Linked DNA regions of Mus musculus: region 1 is linked to region 2. A link is a loop called in an ENCODE intact Hi-C map of the cell type or tissue named here. Cell type or tissue: gastrocnemius. All regions are shown on one strand. Links, peaks and the distances in the headings refer to the core of each region. The heading gives the core; the rest is flanking DNA. Region 1 overlaps Gm42201 (a long non-coding RNA gene). Region 2 holds the start of Cldn11 (claudin 11).

Region 1 (9,415 bases), core at 2,860-5,359, 1.2 Mb after region 2:
GTTATAGTTGTCTCTGTTAAGAGCTTGTACTTCAGGTGACTCTGTTAGCCTCTATAAGCAGACCTGGGAGGGTAGCACTCTCCTTGGTTTCAGTGGGTAGAGTATTCTCTGCAGGAAAGCTCTCTTCTTGCAGGAAGGTACCCAGATATCTGGTGTTCGAACCGGACTCCTGGCAGAAGTTGTGTTCCACTCACTAGAGATCTTAGTATCCCGTGGGGAATCCCGTATGGGCCCTTGTGGGTGTCAGGTGACTCTGCTGGCAAGGAAGCCCGGGGCTCGAGTGGAGCGGAAGGGGCTTTTGCCCCGGGTCAGGCCCGGGTAGTCTGCTTCCCTATGTACCACAGTCTCAGGTTCCGCGCGATTGGATTGGGGCTGGCGCTGTGTTCCACTCACCAGAGGTCTTAGGATCCCGTGGGGAATCCTGTGTGGGCCCTTGCGGGTGTCAGGCAACTCCGCTGGCCAGGAAGCCCGGGGCTCGAGTGAGCATTTCTTTTCATGAACGCCTACAATGACTACATCGCTGAAGAAGTTGAAGATAAATGGGTTGCTGAGGCTTGCTGGCTGCCAGGCTAGGGGGGAAAGTGAACTCCAGATTCAGAGACATACTTTGCCTCAAAAATAAGGCAGAGTGGGGCTGGAGAGATGGCTCAGGGGTTAAGAGCTCTGGACATTCTTCCAGAACTACTGACTTCAAGCCCGATAATCACATGGTAGCTCACAGCCACCTAAAACGGGATCTGTAGCAAACACATAAGTAGATGCTCACAGTCAGCTATTGGATGGAGCACAGGGCCCCCAATGGAGGAGCTAGAGAAAGTATCCAAGGAGCTAAAGAGATCTGCAACCCTGTAGGTGCAACAACATTATGAACAAACCAGTACCCCGGAGCTCTTAACTCTAGCTGCATATGTATCAAAAGATGGCCTAGTCAGCCATCACTGGAAAGAGAGGCCCATTGGACACGCAAACTTTATATGCCCCAGTACAGGGGAACGCCAGGGCCAAAAAAATGGGAATGGGTGGGTAGGGACGTGGGCGGGGGAGGGTATTGGGGACTTTTTGGATAGCATTCTAAATGTAATTGAGGAAAATACATAATAATAAAAAATATTAATAAATAAATAAATAAGACAGGATCTGATGCCCTCTTCTGGCATGCAGGTGTATATGCATAGAATATATAAATAAAATAAAGCTTGCATGCAATGACATGGACAAGAGATTACCCCTTGCCACTTGTGGCAGGAGGGAGAGCTGGCCCCTAGGTCCTTAGGTATTAACGGAGGGAGTTTCATTTTGGCTAAGAGCTCCACAGTCATTTACTCCATTCTTTGACCAATTATGAGGCCTTATCTGCTTCCCAAAGAAAAAATGAAGCCTCTCTGACCAAGACTGAAAGCTGCCCAGATTTATGCATAAAACAATAAATGTTCAGAAGGCGATTTGACCACATTTAGCCAAACATTAGTAGGTTCTTCCCTAGAGTCTATGAACTCCCCAACCATAGGCTTTTGACCAGGTTAAAGTACTAGGCATGAAACACCTATAAAGTCAGGTCATCATTGTACCAATGTGCATATCTTGCCTAAAGGCTGGTGTTGTAGCACATAGGGCCCAGCACTGGGAAAGATCAGTGAAGTCTTTCCTCCCCCAGCAGCCTGCACAGCACCTCCCAGTGCTGTGGAAAATAACCAGAGGGGAGGGAGTCTCTCTGACCTGCAACTAAACCTCATTTTTATTGTTTAACCATATAAACCGAATAATAGGAATTGGTACTAAAATATGTAACCGTTTTCATTAATTCTTCAAGTTTCCACTACAGTTCTACAAAGATTGATGCTAAATGTAACTAGAATCCCCTTAAGCAACTTTGTTTCCCTCTGTTTTGTTCCTCTCCAAAAATATGCATTTAGAATTAATTTCCCCTCCGTGGTCCAAAAAAAAAAAAAAGAAATCTTTGTTTAAATGGTTAAGGATTTATGGCAGAGCGGGAGCTCACAGGGAAAGAAGACATGAGCCTAATACAAAGGAATGTGCAAACATCAGTCATAGTATAATAAAGAAGGAAACATGGGCAGATGTTAGCTTCAGATGCATAGAGCCAGCCCATAAGTACCCTGAGCAGGAAGTGCATGGGCATGGGCCAGAATACAGCCAGATATGGTATCTGCTTTGGAAACAGCTTAAACACTATCTAGCAGAACAGAAAGGTCCCTAGATCTCAGCCATGACAAGTACTGAAATCTAAGCCCACCGGAAGAGCTAGGGCCTTCTGGTCCCTTGTAGCCAATGTTTTGAACTTCAGAATAATTAAATCACAGTCTCCAGGGAGCCCCAGGCCAATGCTAGACTTTATATTGAATGATCTGATAAGACCTCATGAAACCAATCACCTCAAAATGTGCAATATTTTTAATGTGTAAGTTCTATTTTTAATGATCAAGCAATGTATGATGCAGCCATACCTCCTCTTTGCCTGAGACTGTTTGGGGGAGAACAGTAAGGCTCAGAAATGACATCTCATAGAGCAAATATGATTTGGGTTGTCTTTTCCTGAACATTTAATAATTCTTGGATGTTCTAGATGCCCTCATGGAAACAGAGGTATTACAACAATCAATTCCAAGTTTCAAACAGGGCCACTAGAGAGGCACTGCTCCTGTTACCATGAAGATTATAGAAAGTTCAGAGGCTAACAAGAAGCAGAGTTTTTGTCACCATGCCAATACCTGGCCTGCTTTCAAACATACTTTGCCTTTATTAGATTCATCTTCTAATATCTGAATTAAACCCCATTAGATGAAAAGACTCAGGACAACCTGGGAAAGAAACTAAGTGTGTTCTCCTGCTTTTAAAGTGTCTACTTATCAGGCTGGGGAAATGACTCAGTGGTTCAGAGCACTGACTGCTCTTCCAGAGGACCCAGGTTCAATTCCCAGCACCCACATTGCAGCTCACAACTATCTCTAAGTCCCATTCCAGGGGATCGGACACCCTCTTCTAGCCTCTGCAGGTACTGTCTGCACATGGTACACAGACAAAATACCCATATGATAAAATAAAAATAAATAAAATCTCAATAAATAAAGTGTATATTAAGGGATCAGTGGTTAGAGTGCTCACTACTCTTACCAAGGAGTCAGATTTGGTTCCCAGTACCCACGTGTGAGCTCGCACTGCCTGTAGCTCCAGTTCCAGCAGATCCAATGGCCTGTTCTGGCCCTCCTCAGGACTTGCACATACATGGTACACGTAAAAATATGTAGGCACGCATATACAGAATAATAATAAATAAATCTTTAAAGTGAAAGATCAAAAAAGCATAGAAAATCAAATTACTGAAAAATGTAAACTAGCAACGTATATGCCTTAGCAGAATGGCAAAGGGTTCCAAAAGTAAACCAAAGACAGACTTAGACCAAGCAAGACTTGGAGGGCAAATAATGTGAAATGCATGCTAAAAACCCTGGTCTTTAAGCCTGACTTCAGCACTCACTGCCTGGGTAGCCCTGGACGGTAAGTAATGCCATCAGACCAGACAGATCAGCTGAAAAACTCCTTTCTGCCTTTGGCTCAGTACCCTGCCCTGCCCCCGTCTCTCCATACTCCCCTCACACAGACCCTCTCCCTTTCCCTCCCTCACTCTCTTTCCTCCCCTTCTCCCCTCTTTCTGTCTTCCTTTATTTCCCCCTTCCTGCTTTCTTCCTTTTCTCAGTAGCGACCTGAAGAGCCAGCATCTTAGCCAGCAGAAGACCGGCAGGTACAAAGAGCCTCGACCAAGTTTGTTACAGCTGGTCCCCACTAGAACTCTGAAGTCCCTTGAAGCTAGAGAATGACACGACATTTTTATTCATTTAAATTTTCAAAACTATTAGCAGAATCATGCCATCAGTTCACTTAGAAAAGCAAACATTACCTTTTTTTTTTTTTTTTTTTTAATCAAAGGCGGGTTTCCTTTTCTAGAATTCTAATCAAGTAAGCCGTATATAATGAGTGCATGGTGAGCTGCCCTCTTCTGTTCGTAGGCAGGCAGTGCAGGGCAGGCGGCAAACGTTAGCTCTGCGCAGGGCTTCACAAGGTAATGTGGACACAGCAGGATTTTAACATCTAGAATATTCCTACTGACCTCCAGCAACTGGAATATCCCGTTATGCCGAGTGGCTCCTCTTTGCCAGTTAAGAAGTACCCGTTCCTCTCTAGGGTGGCTGACCAGCGAGCTCTCTGGACCTGCAAAAGAATCTTCTCTTCCCGGTGAAGTAGAAAACATGACCTTGGGCTAGTGGCTCTAAGCCTGATTTCCCTGGGCTACTGAAGGAACTCACCAAATGTGTAAACCATGTGCCTCCCCCTTGTTGCTCCCTTTCTGTGTGCTTTGTCTTCACACTCACTGCCTAGAAGCTCGGAAAATGAAGCCAAACTGCTAACGTGTTCACACTCCCGCCAGCACCTTGCCACATGTGCCGCCCCACCATAACTTCCTCCGTGTCAGCGTGCAACTGACAGAGCAGTCAAGAAACAGACAAGCAAGGGTACGGGACCAAGCAGCTGCTGCCGGTTGCGTCTGGGCAGGAAGGAAATGCAAAGGAAAAGGGAAACTGAGGCCACTGAACCATCAGCAGAAGCTTGGGGCTAACGCTCCAGTCAAGACAGAGTTCTTCCATTGTAAGCCCAGTTGGTTGACTTCTTTTCTCAGTTACTCTCATGACCTTTCTTCCCCAGAGTCCACTGAGGTGTTTTCATAAGGGCTCCTTATTCCTGGAACACACTTTCCTGTGACTATCACCAACTCTAACGCCTTTTCATCTTCTTTACTATATAAAGCCATTCCACCTAATGCCTTAAGACCGTTAATCTTGACAGAGATCAAAGCCAATTGCATTTGCTTTAAAAACATATTTAAGTCGTCTCCAAAACCAAATATCTTTAACATTGAAACCCCATCCTTGGATCAGAAGAAAGTGCTGGAAAGCTTTCTGCCTCCCAGCCGCACCAGCTAGATTCCCCAGTTGATACAAGTGCCTACTAGGAGAAAACAAGAGTCTACAGAACCTCTCAGCACGCAATGTGTTGAATCTACTAAGTGATCCTGCTTATTAGTTAATTAGAAAGGCAGCAAGCTTAAAAGGGACTGGGGAGATGGCTCAGTGGGTAAGAGTGTTGTTCAGTAAAGCATAAGGACCTACGTTTAAATTCCTAGCGCCTATGTACGGGAACGCATGTCTATAACCCCAACACTGGGTCAGAGGCAGGCAGATCCAGAGATTCACTGGTCAGCCAGCATAGATTGAAGGAGGAGTTCAAGTTCAGAAAGTAAAACCCTGTCCTAAGGGTTACTTAAAGCAGAGAGTGAAGGAAAAAGACATCTGATGCCTTCCTATGGCACAACCACACACTCACATATATGCAACACATGCAACAGCAGAGGGTGTTTATATGCATGGTACAGATAACATAGTGAGACAGATAAAAGCAGTAATTGCCTACTCCTCCCACATGCATGTAAGTGGTCTAGACCCAATGTTACACCCTGTCTACTAGCGCACCTGCAAGTTGGAGATGGGCTATTGTTATTCACGTATTAGTTCACCTATATTTCTTTTTGAACATCTATCTCGTGCCTTAGTCAACTAGACTGAAAAAATGACCCAATCAATGGGACTTTTATAGCTGCCCATTCCCACCATCTTCACCCTTCTCACTCTCTAGGAAAGAAAAAGAGGAGGAAGAACAGAAGAGTATGAAGCCAGCATTAAGAACATTTAGGGCTGGGCTGCCTGGCAAGCATGAAGACCTGAGTTCAATCTCCAGACTCCATTAAAATAATAATAATAACAAGCCAACCCAAGGTGGGCATGGTGGCACAGGCCCTTAGTCCCAGCAGAGGCAGGTACATCTTTGTGAGTCCAAGGCCAGCCTGGTCTATAAAAGTTTCAAGGTGGCCAGGGCGGTTACACAGAGAAACCCTGCTTCAAAAAAAAACAAAAAACAAAAAACAAAAACAAAAAAATGAGAGAAAGAAAAGAAGGGAGGAAAGTAGGGAGGGAAGGAGGGAGGAGGGAGGGGGGAGGGAGGGAAGGAAGGAAGGAAGGAAGGAAGGAAGGAAGGAAGGAAGGAAGGAAGGAAGGAAGAGGCCAACCAAGTGGCAGGCACTCGTGACACTAGCAATGTTGAGACACAGGCACACAGCTGCTCAACCACACCTACACACTCACACAGAGAGGTGTGGGGGGAGGAACAGTGCAGAGGCTGGCACAAGCTGAGTGAGGGCAGACCTTGAACAGCAGAATGATCAAGCCACAAGCCCCACACTCCAGTACCTGCTCCTCAGCCTTCTTCACCCCTGCTTTGGGAGCCAAGAAGATAGCTTCTTCAAGCACACTGTATGGAACATGGCACTCGCCTTACAAGACATGTGGATGGCCTTCGAGAAACCAGAGATGGAATGAGAAAGGACAATCGATGTACTCAGTTTGTATGTACAAGATGCAAGTCGCAGCACATCCCAGTGATCCTTAGCTCTTGGTAGGCACAGGCAGGATAGCAAGTTCAAAGCCAACCCGGGCTACAGTGCAAGGCCTTGTGGGGGGAGGGGCTCATGAGAATAATTCATTTTAGAAATGATGGAAGAGGCCAGGTATGGTGATGCACACCTATAATCCTAGCACCTAGGAGGCAGAAGCAATGGCATCACACATTTGCGACCAGCCTGGGCTCTCTATCAAGACACTGGCTCAGAAAGACAGAAAAGATAATCAGCAATTTGACACTAATAGAGCTTTCTATTATCAAGGTATGTGCTCCAAGAAGTTCAGTTAGATCTCACCTCATTACCCACTTCAGACAGGGCATCAGCAAGAGATCAAAGCTATGGTTCATTAGGTTTACCTGGAGACATAGGTTATAAAAGCATAGCGGGTATACAGGGATGGGGACAGGGTTACAGAAGCATGAGAGAGTACTTACCGGAGCATAGTAGAGGTCTTAAAGGAACATGGGGAGAGGTGACTTGCAAAAACATAGATGACTCAAAGGCAGCTGCACCAATGAAGAGCCCACCCTAGCATGGATGACAGCTCACAAAAGCTGCTTCCTGGCCCTCCCTGTCCAGCTTGCAGACAGACCCAACCCTCAGCAGTTGCTTACTGCTTTATATGACCCTGGGAAAGGGTCTTGTATGTCTTGTAAGATCTCTGAGATCTCTGAGTCTTAGGAGCCTCCTGCCCTCCAGGAGGAATATTTTAATTCAGAGGAGGTATGCGCACAGCGCCCCGTCTAAAAGGTACTCACCATTATTACTTTCCTGTAAGAAAGAAAGTGTCAAAGAATGCATGGACACTGGACATTCTCCATAAGAATGTCACCTAACAGGAAAAGGCCACTCCCATCAGTGAGCATGCATGCATGCCTTACTACTTCTAAGCATCCATTTCTCTGTGAAGATGCTGGCTAAAATGGTTTTCTTTCTTCTCCTACAGTGTTCCCTCCTTGCAAATATTAATACCATTGATGTGGAAGGCTCAGCATCCACTTTTAGCCTCTTTTCCTATGGTACACCACTCTCTACCACATACTCCACACACGTGTATAGCATATGTTACATTACTTTTTCTGGGGAAATGTGAACAGGTTATCTCTTCACACCAGATAGGGAACCAAGAACTGATCAAAGCAACAATTCTATCCAAGTCCAGCTTAGGAAGCCAGGGAGTTGGTGCAACTTACAGAAGCATGGGTAAGGGGTCATTTCCAGGAGCATGTGACTCAGACACAGCTGTATCAATGACAACACCCACCCCAATGTAGGTGATGAGCTCCTAAATGCCATTGATGGATTCCAGCGTTCAATAACCTCCCGCCTTCCATATACTCTGCCTGCCCACCAAAATAATGTGCAGCTGGAAGGAGGGAGCAAGGAGCCACTGGAAGCCCCAGTGAAGGTCCTGTGACTCTTCCCCCTCTCCTACAAAACTTAGAAAGCACTGGGTTATCTTGCTTATTTCACTGCCATGACAACAGGGCCTACATGTCAGGACAGCAATCTCTGCTCCATGATAACCAGTGGTCATGTCATTTCCAGAGAAAACAGCCCAGTAGAACAACATATATACTATCCTACCCCTGCTCTTGGGATCAGTAACTGTGATTGTTGATCTGTATAGCTGTGAATTTAGCTAGGCCAATTTGGCCACCAGTGAGTCAAACACACGCACTCGCCCAGGAGCAATCTGGATTCGCAAAGAAAGACACACACACACACACACACACACACACACACACACACACACACGTGTGCGCACCAGTTAATTTTAGAATGTCTTGGCTAGCTCAAAGGTTAGGCAGTTCTAATCCTCCCCGCAGCTAGCACACATTTCCCTCCTGCAATCCTGGCTTAATGCCCTCTGATTCTATATTTTATCTTTGTTGCCCTGGCTCCTTCTAGGTGGCTCCCTAGTCTTTGCTGCCCAAGACCCTTCTGGGTAGCCCTTTTCAGGGTTGTATTCCTTCTCATGGGTCACATTTCTTCTCACCTACGTCTTGGATGATTTTCCTTCTGCAGCTTTAAATCTGATCCGTCTCCCTCCAAATCCTGGCAATTCTTCCTTCCTATCTTCTAGATCCAAGCCTATGCAATCTAAAAGTTCTGCCCTCCTCTCTCTACCCAGCCATTAGCCATTGGATCTTTATTGATTGATCACAAACCAATTGGGGACAAGGACCTTCACCATTTGGAAACGCAGATTCCTGATGAATTCAAAGCATTAAAACCAATCCCCAACATCTCACCTTTTCTGTACAAATTAAAAACAGGATCTTCTCTTAGACATATGGTTATACTGCTTGAGCATACCATAACAATTATGTAAATTACAAAGTATGATATGTAACTAACATTTAGTCTATCATATTTGTCAATTAGATAAAGTACTCTATCACCTATCCTAACTAAAGAGCTTATAATTTTATATTTGAATTGTGCTCTTATTTTAGCCTCTATCACCATCTGAAAATGATCCTTTTCACTCTATATCAACTGTCTCAGTGCTAAACAACTTGAGTTTGATTATGAGGAATAACTAGTCTTCAACCCAGTCAGAAATCTGAGAATGAATTAAAAATTACCTGAATATTTAGGAAGCACAAAAACATAGCTTCCAAAACTTAAGCAAATTGGAGAGACAGCTGACTACCTGGACAGTCCCTATTCCTCAAAATATCAAAGCACCTGTCTTTAGCCTTTTGTCCCAGAGCCATCTTGCTGACCCTGAAATGAAGTAGGAATATGAAGGACTAGTTTACCCTGTCTTGACAGAGCTCAGCAGTCAACTATCTGACTTCTGATTGTCCTTTTTGGACAGTATATTGTCTGTAGATGATATAGGCAATTTCTGTCTAATGGCTACCTTGCCACAATAAT
Region 2 (9,415 bases), core at 4,072-6,571:
TCTGCCAGAGCCTGACAAATACAGAGGTTGACTCAGCCAACCATTAGACTGAGCATAGGGTTCCCGATGGAGGAGTTGGAGAAGGAACTAAAGAGCTGCGGGAGTTTGCAGCCCCATGGGGGGAGCAACAGTGTCAACCGGCCAGACCCCCCAGAGTTCTTAGGGACTGGACCACCAACCAAAGAGTTGAGGGACCCATGACTCCTGCTGCATATGTGGCAGAGGATGGCCTTGTTGGATATAAGTGGGAGAAGCAGCCCTTGGGTTTGAGCAGGTTCGATGCCCCAATATAGTGGAATACCAGGGCTGGAAGGCAGGAATAGGTGGGTGGGTGGGGGGTGGGGGGTGGAGAGGCAGGGGGAGGGGATGGGGATTCCGGAAGGGAGACCTGGAAAGGGGATAACATTTGAAATGTAAATAAAGAAAATACCCAACAAAAGAAAAAAATATAAAGAAAAATAGATCCTATTAAAGGTACTCAGTGGCCTGTGGAATTGCCTTAGTTAATAGATACTTTCTTTTTTCTTTTCTTTCTTTTTTTTTGTTTTTGTTTTTTGGAGATAGGGTTTCTCTGTATAGCCCTGGCTGTCCTGAAACTCACTTTGTAGACCAGGCTGGCCTCGAACTCAGAAATCCGCCTGCCTCTGCCTCCCAAGTGCTGGGATTAAAGGCATGCGCCACCACGCCCGGCTAATAGATACTTTCACGCAAGAGGGCCTGTGTTTGATCCTCCAGACCTGTTTAAAAAAAAAAAAAAAAAAAAAGGCTGACCTGGGACTGAGGAAATGGCTCGATGGTTAAGAGAAGTATAGCGGGCTGGTGAGATGGCTCAGTGGTTAAGAGCGCTGGCTGCTCTTCCAAAGGTCCCAAGTTCAAATCCCAGCAACCACATGGTGGCTCACAGCCATCCGTAACGAAATCTGATGCTCTCTTCTGGCATGTCTGAAGACAGCTACAGTGTACTTACATATAATAAATAAATCTTAAAAAAAAGAGAAGTACAGCACCAAAGAGAAGTACAGCACCCATATCAGGCAGCTCACAGTCACCCATAACTCCAGCTCCACGAGGTCAGATGCAGAGACAGACAGTCCCTGGAGCTAACGGGCCAACAAGGCTAGCTTACTGGTTGAACTTGCAGGCCTGTGAGAAAAGAAAACAGAAAACCAGAAGGTGAATGGTGGCCAAGGAGCAACACTCGATGCTGTCCTCTGGCGTCTACATGTGCCACACCCCCACAGTCATGTGATCCCACTCACGTCATGTATATACCTACCCCATGCAGAAGGAACTTGATTTGTGGTCTTAGAGAAGTGGGTTCCTAGACACCTTGTGCTTTCATATATTTGGTTTCCTAAAAAGATGTATATTTTTAACGAATGAAAAAAAAAGTGTTACAGAAAAATGCAAATTTTAGTTAAGTCTGTCACCAGTTTGGCTCGTGGGAAGTTGAGGTCAATCCAGCCTCAGGCTGTCTCAGTGCGTTTCTATCTATACAATGACAGTCACTAGAGGGCGCTAAGAGCACACTGATTCGCCCATCGTTCTCCATGTGCTCCGTTAGATGCCAGCAAAATCTCTGGCATTGAGTCAGTCACAAGCCGCCCGAACTGAATGGCCTCTAGTTTGGCTGGCTAATTTCAAGTGTAAATGGTAGGATAACATTTAACACAGATGTTTCTTTCTTCACATATCTGTGAATACACTAACTGCCCCCCTAAGCCTTTCTTTTCAAATATCTTCACTTGATCTTAGCCAAAAGGCCGAGAAGCGATCTTTTCAAATATCTTACAGTAAGAATAAAAACAAATTCATATGGAATATGATATTGGGTTTAAGGCCAGAAGATAGAAACTCAGTTCTCCTCTAGAACTTTCTAGTTCTGCGTCATACTGTGGGGACGTGGAGAGGTGACATGGCAGAGTTTCTGAGAGAAAAGGAAAGGACCTGGGACTGACTGGGAACCACTGGCGACACTGTCTGGGTGTGGTTGGACTCATTGTCACACTGGAGCGGGGCCTGAGATTGTGTGGGGCTTTCTCATTTACTGCATTATGTGGGAAGTCAGATCATGATCACTGGGGACACTTGTGATGCTGTCACAGCAAGGAATGTGGGAGAATCCCGATGTCAAAAAAAAAAGTCAGAAAAAAGAAAACAAAACCACAAGAGAGCTGGTGGGCTTTACCCAGAACCCAGAGCCCCTGGCCATGGGACTGTGTCCTCAGCCTCTGTGGCCCATGCTCTGTACTTCCGTGGCTGCCTGGGCTCCTTTGAACTGGATAACCTTTTTGCTCCTGGCTAACTTATTCAGCTAGATTGTATCTCTGCTGGCCTCCCTCAGGTGTCATTTTGTGTGTCTGTCATAGAAGATGATAACAATAACTTAATTATTCAGTGTCTTGTCTCTTACATGCACCTTCCATTTGTATGTGATTTATGTTACCTTTGTCTTCACAATACCCCTGGTGGGAAATTCACTCTTCTTGTTTCCAAGTGGAGATCATGAGAGTCACATGGGCAAGGGAACAGATCTAGAAGGAATGTGTTCCCTGGGTGTCTCCTTCCAAGACAAAAAATTTGACAGCTTAGTTAAGTCATTTTATTACTTCGTGCCAAAGTTCTGAAATCTGACTTTACAAATGTGTGTGTGTGTGTGTGTGTGTGTGTGTGTGTGTGTGTGTATGCATGTGCATGCATTCATGAGACCCATGGGTGGGCAAGCCATTACTTAACTCTGATTGAGTGAGCTGTCATGTGGAGAACATTAACTCTAAGAATGTAAGAGTTCTAAGAATATAAGTTTCATAGCTAGTTTTGCAGTGAATTGATGGAGCTCAGGGTTTTATAGTTTATATTGTCCTTAGCACAAAGCTAGTTTTGGATATTAAAGGGAATATCCGTCAACATCCAGATGAGTAGACTTTATGATGAAATACTCCGTAGACTTGATGGTTCCTTCGAAGAGGAGCTATATTTCCATAAAATAGTTTGCATAAGCCCTCACCCTGCGAGAGCAAAAGGAGACTGCAAGAACAAGAATTCTGAGCTTCACATCGTAATCTAGTGTCCAGGTTTCTTGAGGATTTGTTGCAGACATTGCTTTCAGCTCGGTATGTATAGTGACTCAGATACCCATAAAAAGAACTATACGGTAGGCTCCGTGTTCATCCCACTTTACAAATGACAGGGAACCGAGAAACATTACATAAAACCGACGTGAAGGCTCACAGGGAAAGGCACTGCCATCAGCCTGAAGTCCTGCCTGTGGTCCCTGGGACCCACTCGGTGGAAGAACACTGACTTCTGCAGCTGTCCTCTGACCTCTATGCGTGTGCCATGCACACATATGCACACAAAGTAGGTAAATAATGTAGTAAAAGACACACGGAATTCTCAGGGGTCGGATACAAACATACTTATTCTTTTAAAAAGCAATGTGAAATGTTTTGATCCCGTAGGCAGTAGTAGTGGAGCCAGGCCTTGGACTATGCAGGCTGGTCTGGGTAGCTCAAATAGCGACTAACTTGTCAATCAACAGCACCAGGCCTGCGTCAAACACATTGCAGGAGTTATCCCCCATAGGCCACAGTAACAGTAATAAAGTGTTTGCCATTCTCACTCCAAGACCAACCCACCAGTCACATAGGCTGAGCCAGCCCAGTGCAAGGCCAACCCACCAGTCACATAGACTGAGAGACAGCCCACTCCAAGACCAACCCACCAGCCACATAGATATCCCACTAGTCTCCTTGATCAAGGGCAGTCTTGGCTTGAAGAGTTGGTGGCATGTATGACCCCATCCATCATGGGGATAACTGCAGCAAGCTCAACAGGATGATGAGCAAAATGTCCATTTGCTGAAATCTGCCACCATTTTAAATAGAATAAGAGGAGAGGGGGAAGAGGCCCAGGTGACTAGATCAAGCCATACAGTAAGATAAGCAATCCTTTTCTTGACTTAAAATTGCACAAGTCCGAAGCTGTAGCTCAATGGTAGAGCATTGTCTGGCTTGCTCAAGTCCGTGGGTTCATCCCCAGTGCCTCCCTCCGCCCAAGGGCACAGAATGAGCCTTATCTGAATGCGTGTAGAGAAGGGGGCTGCCTGGTAGCCTTTGCTGATAGCTTCTGCTTCCCACTCAATCTGGGCTATCGGTTTTCTCGGTGGAGAACAGAAGCTAACTTATTTACAGTGATCTGGGCAGAATGCCTGGCTTTTAATGTATCACAAATGGAACACCAAGCCCTTTAGGAACATTCAGAAAGTGATAACCAGGATGGATTCTCAGGAAAGGTCAGGGACAGGAATGAGCGGGGCCCACGGAGTCTCCTTCCTAGCTGTGTGAACTTCAGGAGCTTGTCCTTTGGGGGGCTGTTTCTTCTGTGTAGAATTGACAGTTGTCCCCACTGCAAAGTGTGGACAATTCAGTAAGCTGTGGTATAAGAACACATGCACTTATCAAGTATTAATAACAGTGAGTAATCGTCACCATTATTGTGACCAGAGTTAATTCTGCTGGCACCATCTTTATTGTGTTATTTGTTTCTTGCGAAGTGTGTATGTGTGTGTTTATGTGTGGCGGTGTGTGTGGGGTGTGTGTCTGTGTACACACGTGTGCACTAGGAGGATGTCCCGTGTCCTGCTCTATCCCCATCTACCTTATTTCCTCGAGCCACAGAATGGCACTGAACCTGGCTCTAGAATGGCAGCTAGCAAACTCAGAGGTCCTTCCGTATCAGTCTAACAGCACCGGGTTACGGACTTAGTAAGCACCATGGCAGGCTTTGTACTGGGTGCTGGGCATTGGGATTGAGGCTCTCTCGTGTGCCAGCGCAGTAAGGGCCCTCACTTACTAAGCTATCTAAGCCCTCTCCCCGGTCTTTTCTTATGGCAACATCGGAGTGCTGAATGTGTCCCCTCTGTTCCTTAGGGGCATAGGAAAATGTACTAGGTGCCCTTGGAAGTGTCCACAGCAGAGAAGAGGGAGCGGTCGGAGAGTTGGTAGAAGTTTAGGAGGGAGACATAGAGAGAGAGAGAGAGAGACTACTTCTCTAGGAGTGAGACTACGCTTAACAAACCCAACAGGAGCTGGACGCGCCCCCTTCACTCTGCGGGTCCCTATCGGGATGGGATTAATTTAATTCCCAGCGCTGACCGTGTGTCACCAGCCGTGGGGCAGCCTGCTGCCCCTCCTCAGCCCCTGCTCCCTTCTACACCCGCACCGAAGCCTGGCTTGCGATTGGCCGGCTCGTCTCGGGGGCTGTCGCGGATTGGCGCTTGCCAGCCCGGGCCCCGGAGTTTAAAGAGGGGGCGGGGACGCGCTGCCCAGCAGCGCTGCAGTCCCCTCCAGGCGCACCTGTCCCCGCTGCACGCTGTCGCAGCAGTGCTTGCAGCCGCTCTCTCCCCATCTCGAGTAGCCCGGAGCCAGCGGCTCGCGAGGGCCAAGAGGGCAAGCCTAGGGAAGGCTCTGTCCAGGACGACACAGGGGGCACAATCCGTGTGAGTCGAGCTGCGTGGACGTCGCTGCGGCCACCATGGTAGCCACTTGCCTTCAGGTGGTGGGTTTCGTCACGAGCTTCGTGGGTTGGATTGGCATCATCGTCACAACGTCCACCAATGACTGGGTGGTGACCTGCAGCTACACCATCCCCACCTGCCGAAAAATGGACGAACTGGGCTCCAAGGGCCTGTGGGCTGACTGCGTCATGGCCACTGGTCTCTACCACTGCAAACCCCTGGTGGACATCCTCATCCTTCCAGGTAAGGACTCCAAGTTTGCAAGCAGCTTCCAGAGGCAGGTTGGGCTAGAATTGGGGATTTTAGACAGGGCTCTCAGAAGTTTGGAGACTCAGAGACCTCTGGATGATACATTTTTGACATCTCCAATCCAACCCTGTAGGAGAATTAGTCCTAAAGAGCCACCTGTCAGCCTCAGTTTCTTTATCTGAACATGAGATGATAAAGGTAACACTGGTCAATCAATGGCTTTGAGAATTTCATGAATCAAATCATATACACATGGTGGGAAATCATATACACTATTGTTAATTCCCCATGATTTCATCATCCCAGGTACCCAAGCTAATCGACCAAAGAGACACTCCAGTCCTCCCCCCACCCCCACTGTGCCATCTCCAGTGGGCTTCCGATTAGAGCTGTCTATAGGCCCGAGGAGAAGAGAACAAAGGGCAATTTCAAATAGGTGTAGGCTGAGCTGAGCTTCTTAGACTGCATGGCACTCCGGAGTCACCCGGATGAGGTTCCGTTCACATTCGAGGAGTCTCTGGACTGCCCGGATTAGTGAGTCTCAGTTGGTTCTCTCAGTTCAGGGCCTGCTTATCTGACTTGTCACCATCTTTACCTACCGTTTGCCCCTGGGATTCCTGCAGTGACTGTGCTTCCCACCCTCTCTCTGCCAGGGTGACACCCTTCTCCAGTTCTGCTCAGCAGGCTGCTAGCTATTGGGAAGAACAAGTACCCTGCGGGGAGGAAACTCCACCAGGGAGACACACTCAATGCCTAGGGTCACAGAGTGGGGTGGGGTGGGGTGGTCGTGGTGGTGGTGGTGGTGGGGTCGGGAATGTCGGGCAGCCTTGGAAACCCAGGGTGAGGGAGTTTGGGAGGGAGCATCTTTGGGTGTCATGGGAAAGTTTTTGGAAACAGTTTTGAAACCTGTAGCCAGTTGGATGACTTGGGTGGTTGTGAGCACCACTTGTGGATTTCTGCTAGAAATCTGTCACCCCCTTTGGCTTCACTGTCACCTAGGTGAGGTGGCCTAACTCCCTCTGGCCTTGTCTGGGTCATGTATATATTTAAGGGCATAGCCAGGCCCTAAGGTCTCGAGAGGAGCTAAATTTGTGCCTTCTCCCGAGAGCGCATTGGGGTTTTCAGAGACTCTGTACCCCCTTTTAGAGCCTTAGGTGCCCTCTCTTTTACAGACAGGACATTTGGAACTCACCTCCCTCCTCACAGCTCACTCACTGCTGACTCAGCTTTATCCCAGGATGCAGAAGTAGGAAACGAAGCCAGGGCTTTGTTTATGTTAGGTGAGCTCTCTACAGTCTGAGCAATATCTCCCCTCCCACGTTATATTTTAAATTCTCTTTGCATTCTCTCCTGGTCCACACCTTGCCTCTACCACATAGTATACCACACGCTGCATGTCACACCTTCCACTTGGACATTCAGAAGAACAAACATTAGGGAACCCTGGTGTGGACTCAGCTTTAGTTAACACTGGCTTTGGTAGACCTGGGTTAGACTCCAGCTCTCAACAGTCTGGGTTATCTGAGACAAATTGCTAACCTCAAGAAACCCTAGTAAATTTTCTTTAAAGAATTTAAGCCAAGCTAACCAGTTATCTTTCAGGATTGCTTATGGGAGCCAGTGAGTCAAGGAATTAAGTCCCGCTTTGAAGTAGGAGGTGGTCTAGGAAGGACAAATGTCGTTTTTCTACTAACAGCTGGGCATGGCTGTAGAGATTTCTAACTGATGCATAAAATCATTTTTGTTTCCTTCCCCTGAAATTCCCTGAGCATTCGGTGCCAAATGGTTTGTTTTCAGAACACACAGGCCACGCTGGGGGCAGGGAGTATATTTTTGTGGAGAAGCTTTTTGTTCTGTGTTCCCGACCTTACCCATCGTGTGGGGGAGGGGCACCCTTCTGTCTCCATCTTCTGATTTCTAGAGGTGGCCTTGGTACTGTAGCACGTGGACAGCCTTGTGCCATAAACTTCAGAGCATCAGTCTGTGTTGACTGCTGCCTTTGTGTGGGCCCTGGCTCTCCTCCCAGCTGCGAGGGAGGGCTGGGCTGAGGCTCCTGGGGTCCACAAGTCTGTGATATCTGATATGTTATTTCATTCTTAAGATGAGATGGGAAGTGGTTGGAAGAGAGCCCAGGTGACACACCTTAAGGGGCAGTGTTGATGCTGCGTGTTGGCACACAAGGGAGGTTGGCTGGATGCAACATGGGGGCCCTGGTATATGGGAAAGCGCTAGGGTCAGTTCTTGGCCTTGCCCTTAACTCAGCCCTCCTCGGGCCACAACCCTAACTCTGCCTGAGCAAATGAAACAGATGGACAGCGGTCATTCTATTTTTTTTTTAAGCGAGGAGAGTGTTCCGATGAGAAACAATAAATAATGTAAGAGTAAAACAGTGAATTTAAATCTGTGACATTTCCCTGGTATCTGCTCATCTTCATTTTACAGGAAGTTGTGCGTATTATAATCTGCATCTTCATGTGGTCTCACTTAGAATTTTTGACATTTCTGCATTTCTCTTTCAACTCACTTCCTTCATTGATAGTTATGCCGTCTACTGTGGGGGCATGAAGACCAAGACAGGCATCTACTCTACTGGAATCTCCAGAGTTAGAGATACACCTTTTAAGCATTGATAGACCTGTGGAGAAACACACCCAAGCACCATTAATGAATGAAGCAGGAAATGAAACTTGGTCAGCTGAGGGGATGGGAGTCAGGAGGACAGCAGCCTCTGGGGAGGAGGGAGAGAGGTGAAGTCTTAGTCTGAGCTTACAGTGTAGTAGTTCAGGGCTCGCATATTCACACCAAGTGTGAACTGAGGATAAAGTCACGTAGTATGCTGAAGTAGTGATACCACACTAGGTTGAGTGTGGCGCCTTGTGCTTATAATCCCAGCCCTGGAGAGGCTGAGGCAGGAGAATTGCCTTGACTATGGTAAGTTTCTGTCCTGAAAAAACAACCTATCACACTGGTACAGAGCAATAATGCTAGTCCTATTCTCTACCAATCTTTTCAGTACTTAGCACAGAAATCTTTTTATGGACCCTTTGAATTGTGAGCTTAATTGTCAGGAGAACTGTTAGGCAGTCGTGTGGGGTCATTATTATTATCATCACTCTGTAGATAACGCGAGTGAGATACAGTAGGTAACCGACCTGCTAACATTGCACAGGCAAATCAGGCCACGGTAGACTGGAGTCAGCAACCCAGCATCACAGGTGACCTTGTTGAACTTCTAGATGATCTTCAACAATGTGTTACAGTAATGCAAGCGAGTGCATGGCTGCTCCACCGTGGCCTGGTGTCTGTGTCTTCATCCAGGTTCTGTCTTTCTAGCACCCTCCCTAAGTGGAAGGTGTGGGGTGATCTTGGATAATATTTATCAAATTTGAAGTCTCAAGAGGGGACAAGAAGAAGAAGAAGGAAGGTGGTGTTGAATTCCCGAGAGGTGGGACTCAGGAGTAGGAGGACCTCTCTCTCCACCACGCTCCCCCTCCCCCAGTCTAACTCACCCTCTCTGCTCTCTTGTTCCCAGGCTACGTGCAGGCTTGTAGAGCCCTCATGATTGCTGCCTCCGTTCTGGGCCTGCCCGCCATCTTGCTGCTGTTGACAGTTCTCCCCTGCATCCGAATGGGCCACGAGCCTGGAGTG

The links. A loop is a pair of places that touch in the nucleus more often than their neighbours do. Peaks named below come from ENCODE experiments on the same cell type or tissue, not always from the same donor. Only the 100,000 strongest peaks of a DNase experiment are listed, where the experiment ranks them.
Region 1: a loop joins it to region 2, with 7 times the contacts of the local background. A loop is called at or near these places in 7 of 42 quality-filtered maps.

What each region holds. Positions count from the first base shown.
Region 1 is chr3:32,313,781-32,323,195 of GRCm38, forward strand. The region is part of intron 1 of Gm42201 (a long non-coding RNA gene); the gene reads right to left. Among named protein-coding and RNA genes, the nearest start is that of Gm42201, 7.8 kb to the right of the region's middle. In gastrocnemius, for the core only: a CTCF peak has its summit at 4,019 (motif pointing left); a DNase peak (open chromatin) is centred at 4,059; H3K4me3 peaks cover 202 bases.
Region 2 is chr3:31,144,615-31,154,029 of GRCm38, forward strand. It overlaps Cldn11 (claudin 11), which reads left to right and starts at 5,306. Exons shown (of 3, transcript NM_008770.3): 1 at 5,306-5,761; 2 at 9,300-9,415. The coding sequence starts at 5,536. In gastrocnemius, for the core only: no CTCF peak of the experiment used is centred there; a DNase peak (open chromatin) is centred at 5,302; H3K4me3 peaks cover 742 bases.